4 separate regions of the Homo sapiens genome follow, and regions 2, 3 and 4 are each linked to region 1. The links are chromatin contacts, found by Hi-C or POLR2A ChIA-PET in ENCODE. All regions are on one chromosome and are shown on one strand. The core of a region is the stretch at or near the end of the contact, and the rest is flanking DNA. Distances in the headings are between cores, read along the strand shown.

What was found. Hi-C counts contacts between places; a loop is a spot of excess contacts on that map. ChIA-PET counts read pairs that join two places held with the same protein, here RNA polymerase II (POLR2A). Pooled maps may share reads with other maps.
Region 2: a loop to region 1 is called in a pooled map, with 7 times the contacts of the local background. The contact joins the promoter of BATF here to the promoter of MIDEAS in region 1. A Hi-C loop is called at or near these places in 1 of 37 single-sample maps with no recorded cell type and 6 of 50 pooled maps. POLR2A ChIA-PET finds 5 or more read pairs at or near these places in 2 of 52 experiments (T-cell and naive thymus-derived CD4-positive, alpha-beta T cell).
Region 3: a map with no recorded cell type shows a loop between it and region 1 (4-fold over the local background). The contact joins the promoter of DLST here to the promoter of MIDEAS in region 1. A Hi-C loop is called at or near these places in 1 of 37 single-sample maps with no recorded cell type and 2 of 50 pooled maps. POLR2A ChIA-PET finds 5 or more read pairs at or near these places in 1 of 52 experiments (naive thymus-derived CD8-positive, alpha-beta T cell).
Region 4: a loop to region 1 is called in a pooled map, with 4 times the contacts of the local background. The contact joins the enhancer-like site here to the promoter of MIDEAS in region 1. A Hi-C loop is called at or near these places in 1 of 168 maps with a recorded cell type or tissue (naive thymus-derived CD4-positive, alpha-beta T cell), 3 of 37 single-sample maps with no recorded cell type and 4 of 50 pooled maps. POLR2A ChIA-PET finds 5 or more read pairs at or near these places in 1 of 52 experiments (activated CD4-positive, alpha-beta T cell).

Annotation. Positions count from the first base shown.
Region 1 is chr14:73,758,682-73,761,734 of GRCh38, reverse strand. MIDEAS (mitotic deacetylase associated SANT domain protein) reads left to right here and starts at 1,432. Exons shown (of 13, transcript NM_001367710.1): 1 at 1,432-1,972. MIR4505 (microRNA 4505) reads right to left here and starts at 2,988; the gene lies at 2,916-2,988. RefSeq lists enhancers at 1-109, 1,025-1,354 and silencers at 1,775-2,014, 2,145-2,294, 2,655-2,764.
Region 2 is chr14:75,521,199-75,524,229 of GRCh38, reverse strand. BATF (basic leucine zipper ATF-like transcription factor) reads right to left here and starts at 1,761. Exons shown (of 3, transcript NM_006399.5): 1 at 1,485-1,761. The coding sequence starts at 1,547. RefSeq lists an enhancer at 1,464-1,793.
Region 3 is chr14:74,880,230-74,883,716 of GRCh38, reverse strand. It overlaps DLST (dihydrolipoamide S-succinyltransferase), which reads right to left and starts at 1,801. Exons shown (of 15, transcript NM_001933.5): 1 at 1,701-1,801; 2 at 1,093-1,126. The coding sequence starts at 1,763. RefSeq lists silencers at 1,457-1,786, 1,643-1,869.
Region 4 is chr14:75,257,606-75,260,787 of GRCh38, reverse strand. No RefSeq gene overlaps it. Among named protein-coding and RNA genes, the nearest start is that of FOS, 20 kb to the left of the region's middle. RefSeq lists enhancers at 1,227-1,486, 1,667-2,645, 493-3,067. Within about 2 kb of position 1,712, at least 37 of the 41 ENCODE cell types and tissues checked have a DNase peak (open chromatin) inside an H3K27ac peak, as active enhancers do.

The DNA of each region.
Region 1 (3,053 bases), core at 183-2,682:
GCCAGGAACAATACTGTCATCACAGATGCTAAATCGGGGAGCCCGGGCTTTTTTTTGTAGAAGGTGGTTTCCCTAGCTCCTCTATTCACTTACTGTAATCACAGAATCATGGATCTTGAACTGGAAGGGATCTCAAGAGGTCCTCTGGTCCAGTCCTGTGGCATAATTACCTGTATTTTGTAGATAAGATTGTTTTAAGTGTTCCTTATTTTGACATATCTATCATAACATGGTGCAAATAAGCCCTTCTCCTCTTGGGGAGGTGTGACTTCCAGGTGTACATGTACGCAGGTGCTCCAGCCAGCAAAGAGGTGGAAGAGGACAGGAAAGCCATGCCCCCTTAGAAGCAAGTGCAGGTTTGGCAGGATTTCTGGGCAGAAGATCCAAGTTTTGCCTGTGTCCTCCACACCCCACCCTGGCCCTGTAGGCCCAGTGAGTGTGTGAGAATCATATTCTGCTGCCCCTCCCTCCTCTTCTCCCTGAGAAAGTGAGGGATGCACCTGGTTCTCAGGTCTGGCCACAGTGTTTTGAAAAGTGGCTGCCAGGACACATGGTATTCTTCGGTGGTTTTTCTTTCAAAGGAAAATCTCCTTGTGACCCATCTCCTTGAAAAACAGCCACCGCCACCACCGCCGCCGCCACCACCACCACTGCACCACCACCAAAAAACTTGGAAGGAAGAATAGGACACACTCCCCTGAACTTTCCCCTGGCCCTAGAGCCCCATTGAATGTGGGGGCCAGAACCAACCTCTTGAGCTGCAAAAATGTTTTCCATCTTCCCACCAGTCAGGCAAGGAGGCATCAAGGCCTGGACCTGAGAATTGATCAGGGGGATATTTAGGGAAGACAGGGGAAAATGTGAGTATGGAGTGAAAAGCCGCTCAACTCTGGCCTGAGTTGCTAGATTTAAATCCAGGAGATTTTCCTCACCTAAGCGATGGAGATGGTGGGTCCTTTCTAGGGACTGAGGCCAGTTTCTCAATAACCTTTACACGCACCAGGACGCTTTTGAGCCAGAAAGTGAAACTCGGAGAGTCTGTTAATAAAATGCCATGGAGAGGATTGTGCATGATTTACCGTATCCAAAACCAGAGAGAGTTTCTTTGTGGAAGAAAGCGACTTGTGCCTTCCCCAGCATCACACACACACTTTCCTGGCAGGCTCAATGGGTTTCCAAACATTTCGTCACCGTCTCCTCCTGACCTTGGTGTGAAAGGAACTAGCAGCGTGGCCCGCCAGCAAAGCCATCGGGGGCGCCAGCCTGGGCGGGGGATGGGGACGGCGACCGACTCGTGAGTGGAGGTGAGGTCTGCTGGAAATCCCCAGCCCCGGCCGCCGCCTGAGGTTTAAGGACGCCTTCCCCGGCCTTATTTGGTCGCAGGAAGTGGGCGGCGCCGGGCCTGCTGGCTGAGGCCGCCCCGAGACAGTTGTGCTGATGAAGTGGTAGAGCTGGTTCCTGCTCGCCGCGGTGCCGCGCGCGCCGGCCGGCCGCTGGGCGCTCCGCGCTCCCAGCCTCGAGTTGTGCAATCCTTTGTAGCACGCCAGAGTCCTCCTCCTCCGCTGTTGCCTCTCGCCCTCTCTCTTTTTTTTTTTTTCAAGCTGTGAGCTCAACCGATGAGTCAGAGCCGTGCAATCCTGACACTGCATCGCAGGACTGGGGGTGACACGGAGGGAGGCAGAGCGCTCGCGAGGCGGACGGCACGGGTGCGGGGCGCGCCGAGGCTCCTGCATCGCAAGCGGGGGGTGACAGCCCGCGCGTCCCGCCCGGGCCCTGCCAGCAAACTTCTCAGCCTCGGGAGGCGCGGGCTGGCGGAAGCCCCGCGAGCGCCGCGGGGAGGCGACGGCGCCTGTTTGTTTTTAAAATCGGGAGTGCGTGCAGGCGGCTGGAGTCCCGGAGGCGACCGAAGGCGGCGACCCGCGGCGGAAGGGGGACAGCCGAGCCCGGAGCCCGGAGCCCGGGCAAGAGCTGGGTAAGTGGGGCTGCCTGGCCGGCGGCCGAGGCCTGCACGCGGCGGGGCCGGCGAGGGGACCCCAGGCGGCGCGCGAGCTGTGGCTGCTCGCACGGCGGGTTGCAGCTCTGCAGGCGCGGCCCGGAGAGGGGGCCGCGGGGGCCGCTGCGCTCGAACTTCTGCGGCCTGGGCGGCGGTGGAGCGGGCGCGTGTGGCCGTGCGGGGGCCGCCTGCAGCCCGCCGCCCCCTCCCCCGCGGTCCGCGCCCTCGGCCCGCAGCTGCGTGTGCAGCGCAGCCCCGCGGTGTTTGTGCAGCTACGCAGCTTGCGCGCGGCCCCCGCCCACCCGGGCGCGGCCCCGCCAGGAAAGCCCTCCCCACCCGGCGGCCCGCGGCGGCTCGGGAATCCGGCTGCTCCTCCTCCGCTGGAGAGAAACGTGGTGTCCGTGGGGACCGGCTGACGTGACGGAGCCCAGGCCCGGAAGGCGCGGCGAGGGGCTAGCCAGCTGAGGGAACTTGGCGCGGGAGCCCCTTCCCCTGCCAGCGTGCACGGGAAAGTGGGCCTGGACGCGGCGTCCACGCCAGGAGTTTGGGGGACAGAGGTGCAGGGGCGTTGGGGAACTGGGGCAAATGCAGTCAGCAGAGGCCTAGGCTGGAGCGCTTCGCGCGGGCGGGCGCACCTCAGACCTGTCATCCTCCCGCGCGCCCCCGCACGCCCGCGCCGCCGCAGCCCTCCCAGCCCGCGCGGTGCCTCGCGGGGAGCTGTGTTCCCTGGTGCCTGGCGGCAGCGCCGAAACCCGGGATTCGGCCGGGCCCTGCATATGGCCGGCTTGGTGGAGCTGGTCACGTCGCCTCCCAAGTCGCACATGCAGGACCATGTGTGTCAGGTTGCCCCCAAGGCCTCTGGGTAAAGGTCTAGGGGAGGAAGGGGAACTTCGTGTGCCCTGGGGCCTTCAGGCTTCAGCCCCAAGGCGGGCCGACATGGAGGAGGTACCTGCCACAGAAAGTGGAGGCCGGGTGTCCGTCCCAGCCCAGCCTCCAGCGAGAGCTGGTGAGAAGATGAAAGGGGAAGTTATATGCCCCATTTAAAACTTTGTTGGTCACA
Region 2 (3,031 bases), core at 512-3,011, 1.8 Mb before region 1:
ATTACACCCAGAGAGAGGCATGTCCTGTGCCTGGGCAGAGAGGTTAGCTCCAGTTCTCTCCCAGATGCTGCAGTGTAGGTGTAGGAGTCCTGGCAACTCATGCCCTGTTCCCTTCCACGTCTCCCACAGGCTAGAGGGGCACAGATCCAAGGGCAAAGCTCTGGGATCACTAAGTACTGGGCTCACCAACATGTCCAATACTTTCAGGCCTTTGTGGTAGGAGGTCATTGGCATAGATAGGAAGGAAGTGCTCTTCCTCTAAGGGGGATGGGGCACCAGGTTACCATGGAAGCCATGAGTAATTTCCTTCCTAAGAAAAGTACAAACTTCCAGGCAGTCAGAGCCACTCTGACACCATCTTGAGCAGCAGACTGGATTCTGTGCCTTCTAGAGGTCTCCACCCAGACTCATCCCAGCCTGCTGCTCCGTTATTAGAGGCTTAGGATATACGCCCTGTTCAATATTTATATACTTTTATTTTGGCTGCAGCATTTTGAAAACCCTTGTGGATATCTGTGCTAAGGAAAGAATGAAGTTTTTAAACTATGAAGGTTGAGAAAATTTTAACCCACGGATACATGTCGGATGAGAAAGAGGAGGGCTTCCTACAGCAAGGGATGTCAAGAGTGTGGTGCAGAACAAAACCCTAGAAGCTGTGAGATGGGCAGGGCACTCCTTTTTTGGTAATCCTCAAGCTAAAACCTTTGGACTTGGAAGTCACAATCTAGACTCCAAATGCTCCCACAATCCCTATCTCAGTCTCTCTGGTTTCCCCAGAGCTAAGATGAACTACCAGCAAATGTCTTCCAACAAATTTCCAGAGCCACCTCCTCATTCATTTCCTTGCTCCTATCCAGAAGCCACAAGCAAAGAGATATTGGCTGGACCTCTAGCATCTCCCCTTGCTGGCTGTGCTAGCAACAGAGGCAGTGCCCCAGTAGAGAGATCCTTCTATGCTAGCCTGGGTTTCTCCTCCTCCTCCTCCTTCTTCCTCTTCTTCTTCTTCTTTTTTTTTTTTTTTAACTTTTCCCTAACCCCTTTTCTCCCCTTCCCTATTGGCTGTCTCCTGGGAAACTGCATATCTAGGATTTGAGCTGTGCATGCCAGCGGCCCACTTGAAAACTCCTCTCACTTTTCTACAGCCTTGGAGAACAGTAGACTCTTTTCTCTGCATTCTTTGATGTTCATCCTCCTCTTTGCTTCCTAGAAAGCTTTTTAGGGTGGCAACCCCAGTGAGGCAGAGGTGATAGGCAGCCTTGGAAAATGGAGAGAAAAAGGGGCTTTGGCAGAATGGGTGGAAGGATGAGGATCTCTGCCAATATGCACAGCTTAGTAGCAAATTCCATGTCCTAAGTCTAACAGAGTGCCCGTGCAACGAGCCACTTCCTCCATCCTCAGCTCCCTGGGCAGGACAAGGAAGCCTGGCTCTCTTTCCATCCCCCAGGAGAATCAGAAGGTAGGAGAGAGAAAAAGGAGGACTCTACCTGTTTGCCAGGGGGAGGAGAGCGGCTGAAGCTGGAGTCACTGCTGTCGGAGCTGTGAGGCATGGCTGAAATCTTCCGGGCTCTCACACTCAGCCCCAGGCACCTCTGGGCTCTCTTGTCACCAGCTGGGCTCCCTTCCTGACTTCTCCTGGGCCACCAGCCCACCACCCCCTACAGGTGCCTCCTCTGCCTGCCCTGTAGCCACCTCTGACCCCTGCGTCCTCCTCACTCTGGGGTGCAGAGGGACTGCTCCCCAAAGGGACATGTCGCTCGCTTTGGGGCTTGCACGCTCTCTCTCTCTCTTGTGGTTTCTGGTAACTCACGCTGGAAGTCACATGGGCGGAAACTTCAGCGAGTTAGAAGTTAGAGAGAAAAATACATATCTGGGAAAAGACCTACAGAATTATGTGAAAGAAAAAAAAATACAGATACCTTCCGACAGTTTGAAAGACACAGCAGCCCTCTTCAATTGATGAAGATAAAAGAGAAAAACAGCCCAGGCAGGGAAAAACCCCAGCCAGAATTAGCAAGTCCGTCTTCTGTCAACATGGGCAGAGAGGAGAGGACAACCAGGAAAATGTTTCCATTGTCATACGACTTGATTTTTAAACCAAAATAAAGCAAAAACACTGGGATTTCTTTCTGGTTTTCAGCCGAAAGCAGCTGCTCACCCATCTTGTCTTTCCTCACCCCTTAAGTCCAGCCAGCCTCGGGGTGGTCTGGAGATAAGACGATCCAAGGGTATTCTCCTTTCCTGACCATCAAACACAAGGGCTGTGGGAGATCAGAAAGCCACAAGGGAGGTTCTAGAATTGCTGCTCTGAAAGCCTATTAAGCGCCTGTGCTGCTTGGCAGGGAGCTCACACTCTTTAGAGAAAAGATGCCTTCCATATTGAGCAGCTCAAGACAGGCCCTGAATCTTTATGATTCAAGGTCACCTGGTCAGAACCCAGAATGCAGAAACAGTTAAAAAAAAAAAAGAAAGAAAGAAAGAAAGAAAAAGTGAAACAAATACTACACTTGGAGTCAGACCAACCAAGATTTAAATTCTGGTTCTACCACTTTGTATGTCTGTGGCCCTGGGTAGCTCACTTGAGCTATGTGACCTTCATTATCTTCATCTGTAAACAGAGGATGATAAAACCTGCCCTGCCTACCTCTTAGGAATGTGGCACAAAGCAAATGACAACGCGGATTAGAATGCCCCGCAGACTCTGAAGTAAATGACCGAGAGGGTAAGTGTAGGGTATTCCCAGCCTTGCCATGAGCGCATTTGTAGGGTTCTCAGTGATCAATTCAACCCTCACCTGGGCATCGTGGCTTTTTCAAAAGGCCTTACCTTATTCCCAGTATGGCTCGAAGCCAAACATTTGCCTTATTAAATTTTAGGATTGACAGGAAGTTACGGCTCCTAGAGGATTTTTGTATCCATGAGCTGAATTTCTAGACTAAGACAATATTGCCCTAAGGTTAAATTAAGTAAGACAAAATTCCTTTCCTATGGAGGAAAATAAAGCAGGGTTGGAGGTTAGGGAATTCTGGGTGGT
Region 3 (3,487 bases), core at 552-3,051, 1.1 Mb before region 1:
GGGTTATGCATTTGTAAAATAGAGAAAATACTTTTTACTGTTTTGAGATGATTAACTAAAAAATTCACAGAAAGCACTCATATAAATGCTTGGCACAAAGAAAGCCCACAACAAGGTCAACTCATTCAACAAATACTTAGGCTAGGCATATAACAGAAAAAAAGCTATGGATGACACTTTTTTCTTTTTAACTGCTAGGATAAAATCTAAACTCCTTCAGTCTCTATACCATCTTCTATCTCTTGCCACTCTCTCCCTTAACCAAAATACTCCGGCCAAATCACCTTTTTTCCAGCTCTTAAGTTCTGCCAACCTCTTTTCTTCCTCAGGGTCTTTGTGAATGCCATTCTCTTTCTCCTGGGCTTCACTGGGTTAGCTCCGTCACATTCTGCTAGCCATAACTTTTTTTTTTTTTTTTTTTTGAGATGGAGTCTCGCTCTGTCGCCCAGGCTGGAGTGCAGTGGCGCGAACTCGGCTCACTGCAAGCTCCGCCTCCCGGCTTCACGCCATTCTCGTGCCTCAGCCTCCCGAGGAGCTGGGACTACAGGCGCCTGCCACCACGCCCGGCTAATTTTTTGTATTTTTTAGTAGAGATGGGGTTTCACCGTGTTAACCAGGATGGTCTCGATCTCCTGACCTCGTGATCCGCCCGCCTCAGCCTCCCAGAGTGCTGGGATTACAGGCGTCAGCCACCGCGCCCGGCCATGGCCATAACTTTTAAGTCACCTCCTCAAAAAGGGCTCTTCTGTCCACCCTCGTTTCCTTCTCAGCAGTTACAAAAATTTGCCTTTGTTGGCTTGTTTAGCAACTGACACTATCCAACTAGCCTAGGAGCTCCACGAGGGCAAGAACTGTACACTTCTGTATCCACTCCTGTATCCCTAGCGTCTAGCACAGTGCCTAACACAGTAGAAACTCAACTACGAGCTAAATGAATAAGCGATAGCTCGTGATTATGTAGCATTGCGTCTCACTACTCTCTGAACCAAACTGTCTTTAAATATTATGAGAAACACAGGCACCCCCGAGTTCCTCACATACTGCTCTGCCCAGGAGGAGAGCATTTTAGGTGACGGTAAGGGCAGAACTTACCAGGCAGGGAACGTCTCCCTAGAGGGCAGTTCCCCTGTTGAGAAAGAAGACATTATCGACGTCACCCAAGATGAAAAAAAAACCCAGCTTTTTCTTTTAAGTACACGCTCAAAGCTGTCCCAGTGGTGGTGACAGGTGAATCTCGTAACTCCGAAGGTAAATGCAACACACCGTGCTGGCAGACCCAATCAACACGCTGGGCCTGCCAAACTATCTCAACTTCCCAACGGGACTCATTAATACCCACTGATTTTAACAGAGCAAGACGAGACGGGCGCCGAATCCCGCCGGAGGACTCCGCCGCGCCTCCTCCCTAACTCTGAGTCAAGTATCTGGACGGGCGCGGCTCCCCAGCTCCCGCGCGGAGGGTGGGGTACAGCAGGAAACGTTCCCCGCAGGCTGCCTGGAGAAGGCAGGGGGCCGCTGGGCTCCGCAAAACGGTCCCGAGGGCAACCACGGCCCCGGGCCGCCCAGCCCGCGCGGCCTCCGCGTCCCAGTGCCCTTGGTGCCCGGCCCGGCCGGCGCGCCGCGCCCCTGCCTTCCAGGCCGCCTCTCTGCCCGCCAACAGACTCCTCACCCGTCGGGGCCCCGGCTCGGCCAGACCGTACCTTCTGGAAGGCGGAGAGCGAGCGGCTGAACGCCCGAGACACACAGCGGGATCGGGACAGCATCACGGCGGAGGAGCCGAGGGCGGGCGGACACCGGATATAGGGCCGGACAACAACCGGAAGTGGGGCGGGCCGCAGTACCCGCCGCCCGACGAGGGGTGTTCGGAGCGAACCACTGGCAGGGGGTGGGCGCACGGCGGCGCCCAGTATCCCGGCTGCAGCGCAGGAGTCCCGCTCTCTGGAGCAGGCAACCCTAAGGCGCTCTTGGGGCCCTCCGCACTGCCTGTCAGCCTGAGGTGGTTCTCCTGAAGGTGTATACGACTGTCCCGCCACCACATTGCCCCCGGGGTCAGGCCTTCCCCTACCCTTCCACAGAACTGGCTCTGAGCTTGGCGCCCTTCTCTCTTGGGACCCGAGGGCACCGCGCCGTTCCGCCTCTGTACCTTGGGAAGAGAGCAAAAGAGGGGCACGGACATTGAACTGAAACCTTGGCAGACATGCATGCCTGATCTTACACTTGTGTGGCCTGGGGCAGATGACATTGCCCCCCACCCCCAGTCTCAGGTCCCTTAACTATTAAAAAAAAAAAAAAAGGCACTTGTTACTTCCCTGTCTTCCTAACCCCGAGTCAAAGAAACAGAATCCCAGGAATTTCTAAATCCCATTGCCTTTTTACGAGTCGGATATCTTCACCAACTATAGCCTTATTTCTCAACAGCTTCTGATCTCCCCCCAACGCAAATTCCAGCCAAACTAATTGTTCCCCATACATCTTGTGCATTTTGGAAGTTGTTCGTTTGTCACCCTATCCCTAGAATATAAACTCCCAGCTGTTTTTTTAAGAAACAAGGTCATAGTTCACTGGAGCCTCGACACTCTGGGCTCAAGCGATCCCTCTGCCTCAGCCTCTGGAGTAGCTGGGACTACAGGTGCCACCATGCCAGGCTGACCTCCCCACTTTGAGTGTGCCATTCTTCCCGCTGACTTGAAGTGAAAGCATATAGCATCCCCTTCCCCTCCTTAAGTATTCAGGCCCCTTGAGTATTCACCTTTAAGGCTCACCTTCCTAATGAAAAAGATGTGCTTTAAACCTCTGGCTGAATTAGTAACACATAAATGTATGAATGAATGAATGAACCACTTGGTGCCGTTCATGATGATTTCTTTATCTGAGGCATTTTGCCTGGCCCTCAGGACCTTTATTTTTTATTTTTCTAATTAATTTATGTTTTAATATAAATTGAGACGGGGTCTCACTATGTTGCCCAGGCTGGCCTCAAATTCCATCAGGACCTTTACAGTGCCTTCACTCACCTGAACCCTGAAAGCACTGCCACTGAAATTCTGGAAGGATGGGCCAAAGTCCTAACTAGAAATAGAGAAAACAGCTCTGCCCTGCTGCTACCCACAATTAACTCCTCAGTAGCTTTCACCTGAATTATTTGAAAAGCTCCCTAAGCAGTTCTAAGCCTCCGCTCTCGCTTTCTCTAGCCCATCATCCTTTATATCTGTGTCAAAGATCCTTCTGAGCCTGGTGTGGTAGCTCACGCCTGTAATCCCATCACTTTGGGAGGATGAGGTGGGTGGATCACTTGAGATCAGGAGTTCAAGACCAGCCTGGCCAACATGGTGAAACCCCATCTCTACTAAAAATACAGAAATTAGCTGGGTGTGGTAGTGAATGCCTGTAATCCCAGCTACTCGGGAGGCTGAGGCAAGAGAATTGCTTGAACCCAGGAGATGGAGGTTGCAGTGAGCCAAGATTGCACCACTGCACTCCAGCCTGA
Region 4 (3,182 bases), core at 463-2,962, 1.5 Mb before region 1:
TGGCTCTCAGAGACCAAGACATGCTATATTCCTGGAAACATAAAGAGAGATGATAGAATTAGAAGGGATGTTTGATGGTCTAAAATGGATCTTATATCCGACTTTCAAATATTCCCTGGCAGTGTCAGGACAGAAGGGAGACTAGCCTAGCAATTTAATATATTTACTGGGTAAATAGTAAGCACTTGCAGTCCCTGACTTAATCAGAATGAAGTTCATTACGATAAAGAGCTGTGCCCTTTGGTCCTGTTTGCATTAAGCAGGCTCTTAATTTCATTTAATTTCACTACATCTCTGAAGGAAATTATAGGCTATAAGGCTAGCCAAAGAGTCGGAGGGGAGGACAGATAGCAAGCATATCCACCAGAGGAGATAGAGGAAAGGAGGTAGTGGGCTAAGATTAGAGCATAGAGGACAGAGATTCCCCTTATCAACCCCAATCTATGAAACTAATTTTACTTTCTTGTTTTTAACTTGACGTTTGTATCAGTCTCTCTCTTTCTCTCTGGGTTTTAGAAACATGTTATCAGGTCATCTAAACCTTTTATGAAACATTTCAGACTTGTACGTGCATGAGCTGGTGAAGATTTATTATATTTGACACCATAACTACAGATTTTAAGGCATTCTTTTAAGCGCAACTTGACTGAAACCCCTGAGGCTAGATCGCTATCTTTTGCCAGATGTTAACTTGGTTTCACTGATGGAAACCCAGGGTAAGGTTAAAACTGTTTCTGGACACATTCGTACCTTGGAATGTTTAACTCCATCAGTATATTAGTATTAGATATCAAGAAACCTGGGCTCTTGATCTGTGTTCATCTCTGTCTTCAATTTCTTTCTGTTTCTATTGGAGAAATCAAATGGTCCCCCCGATTTGAATTAAAACAGGCGGAGAGGAAAGAATAAGATCCAATGAGCCCATAAATAGAAGTACCCACCCAGGTCCTTTGGGATTCTTTGGTATCTATTCAGGTTACAAGAAATCTGCCCATCTCTGGGTGGGAATACGGATAAATGATGTCATTCAACAGAATTAGGACCAGACGGGGAAATGTATCCAAATCCTGCAGGGGGTAGCACTGAATGCAGGCTTTAGATATGGAAAGGCCTCCGAGTGCTCTCAAGCATAAACAAGAGTAACCGTGAAGGCAACACAGTTTCTGGGATGTGACTGAGAGGGTAACGGCACTTCTGAGATGTGCTGGGGGGTGGGAGCAGGGGTTATAACACCAAATATTGGGTTGTGACAGACGCCGGGCATGAGGGCCATAATTCCCACAATGGACTAGAGCACAGTGGAACTATGTCATCTGCTGGGCTGTAATCGGTAGGAGCAAGCTGCACGTTCAGCACGTTTTCTCCTGGATCCCATCCTTGGCGACCGATCTAGACCTCAGCCTCCAGGATCTGTTAGAGAAATAAACAAGTGGGAGACAACAACCAAAACAGCAACACAGTCGAGCGGGCGCGGGAGACGAAGCTCCGCCTTTGGAAGCCTCGGGCCAATCAGAAGCCTGTTGCTGGGGCCCGGTGTTTGGCCGCCTGACGTTCCCATGGAGACGGAAGAACGTTACACACCAAACACTGGCGACGTTGACGTCTATGCATTATATCCATGGAGACGACAGAGTAAACGTCATCCCCCCACACTTCCCCGCCTCCCTTAGCGCCAGGGGCTGAGGGAGCGACGCAGGCGTCGCCGTCACGTGCTGGACGCCAGGAGCGAAGCCCGGTGGGCGGGGCCTGTTGCTATGACTGCAGCTGCGGCTGTTTGGAGCTGCAATTAGAAAGTGCTGAGGTGGCAGTGGAGCCAGAACCGATTCTGGAACAGCTTCTCCCGCCCCCGGGCCAGAGAGGGTTCCCCAGCCCCTGGAAAGCCAGGACACCCCCTAGGCTGTCCCAGCACGCCTCAGCCTCAGGTCCTGAGCCAACATCTCTCTGCGCTGCCTGTGAATCCAGACTGTGACTCCAGACTGAGGGCCAAACCGAGACCACTCCCTCCACCGTCAGTTGGCCATAATTGTCAGGGTGACCTCCCCGACCGACCGTCTCCACCGACCGTCTCCTCCAGACAGCAGCCCACAGAACAGCCACCGACCAAACTGCCTTGCCCATGAGACAGGAGCAAAACCAGCTTAGAAAACTTTCCCACTGTTGGAGTAAAACCCAGAATTCTCCCAGAAAGGAGAAGCATAAGGAACTTTGAATTTATCTTTTATACTTTAAAAGCAGCAGAACTTGAGACATTCATTCCTCGGAGCTTTGTTGAAGAATTGAGGAAGGGGTGCTTAATAATCCCATTCAAGAATAGTTCCTCTGGAAGGGAGAGAAAACTCAGAAATCCCTGAGTACTGTGATACTCCAAAATGGGAAGGCCTGGAAAAACCTAGGTCATTAAAAACTGAAGCTTAAATTTCTACATTGCTTAATTTTGTCTCAACTGCACAAGCCAACAGAGTGTGAGAAATCTCTCTGCGTGCCAGCCTCCCTTTTCGTCACACAACTCTGGAAACAGTTATAGGAAGATTGCAGCAACAAATTGTAAACAAAACCAGGTCAAGAAACAGAGGAGAGGGCCAGGCAGGGTGGCTCAGGCCTATAATCCCAGCACTTTGGGCAGCTGAGGCAGGTGGATCACCTGAAGTCAGGAGTTCAAGACCAGCCTGGGCAACATGGCGAAACCTCCTCTCTAATTAAAAAATAAAAAATAAAAATAAAAATTAGCCAGGCTTGGTGGCGGGCGCCTGTAATCCCAGCTACTCGGGAGGGTGAGGCAGGAGGATCGCTTGAAACCAGGAGGCGGAGGTTGCAGTGAGTCAAGATCGCGCCACTGCACACTCCAGCCTGGGCGACAGAGCGAGACTCTGTCTCAAAAAAAAAGAAGAAAGAAACAGGAGTGAAAAGTTGAGATGACCATGTGAAGCCAGCCAACCTGAACAAAATGTAACTTTTGAATGATAAGGCACAGCTGAGCGGCCCAGACTTTGAATTTTCTCCAAATATCATGATCTTCCATCCTGGCTGAATTTAAATGGTGTCTTTTGTATTTGGGGGAAAGCAGAGGGGATATTATTTGCTGGAATTAAAAGCAAGCCATTTGGGTGAGCACATAGTCTGTTGCAGATGGTGGAGGCATAAAGAGGGATTTCATGTAAATGAATGGCATTCGGAGTTGGCCT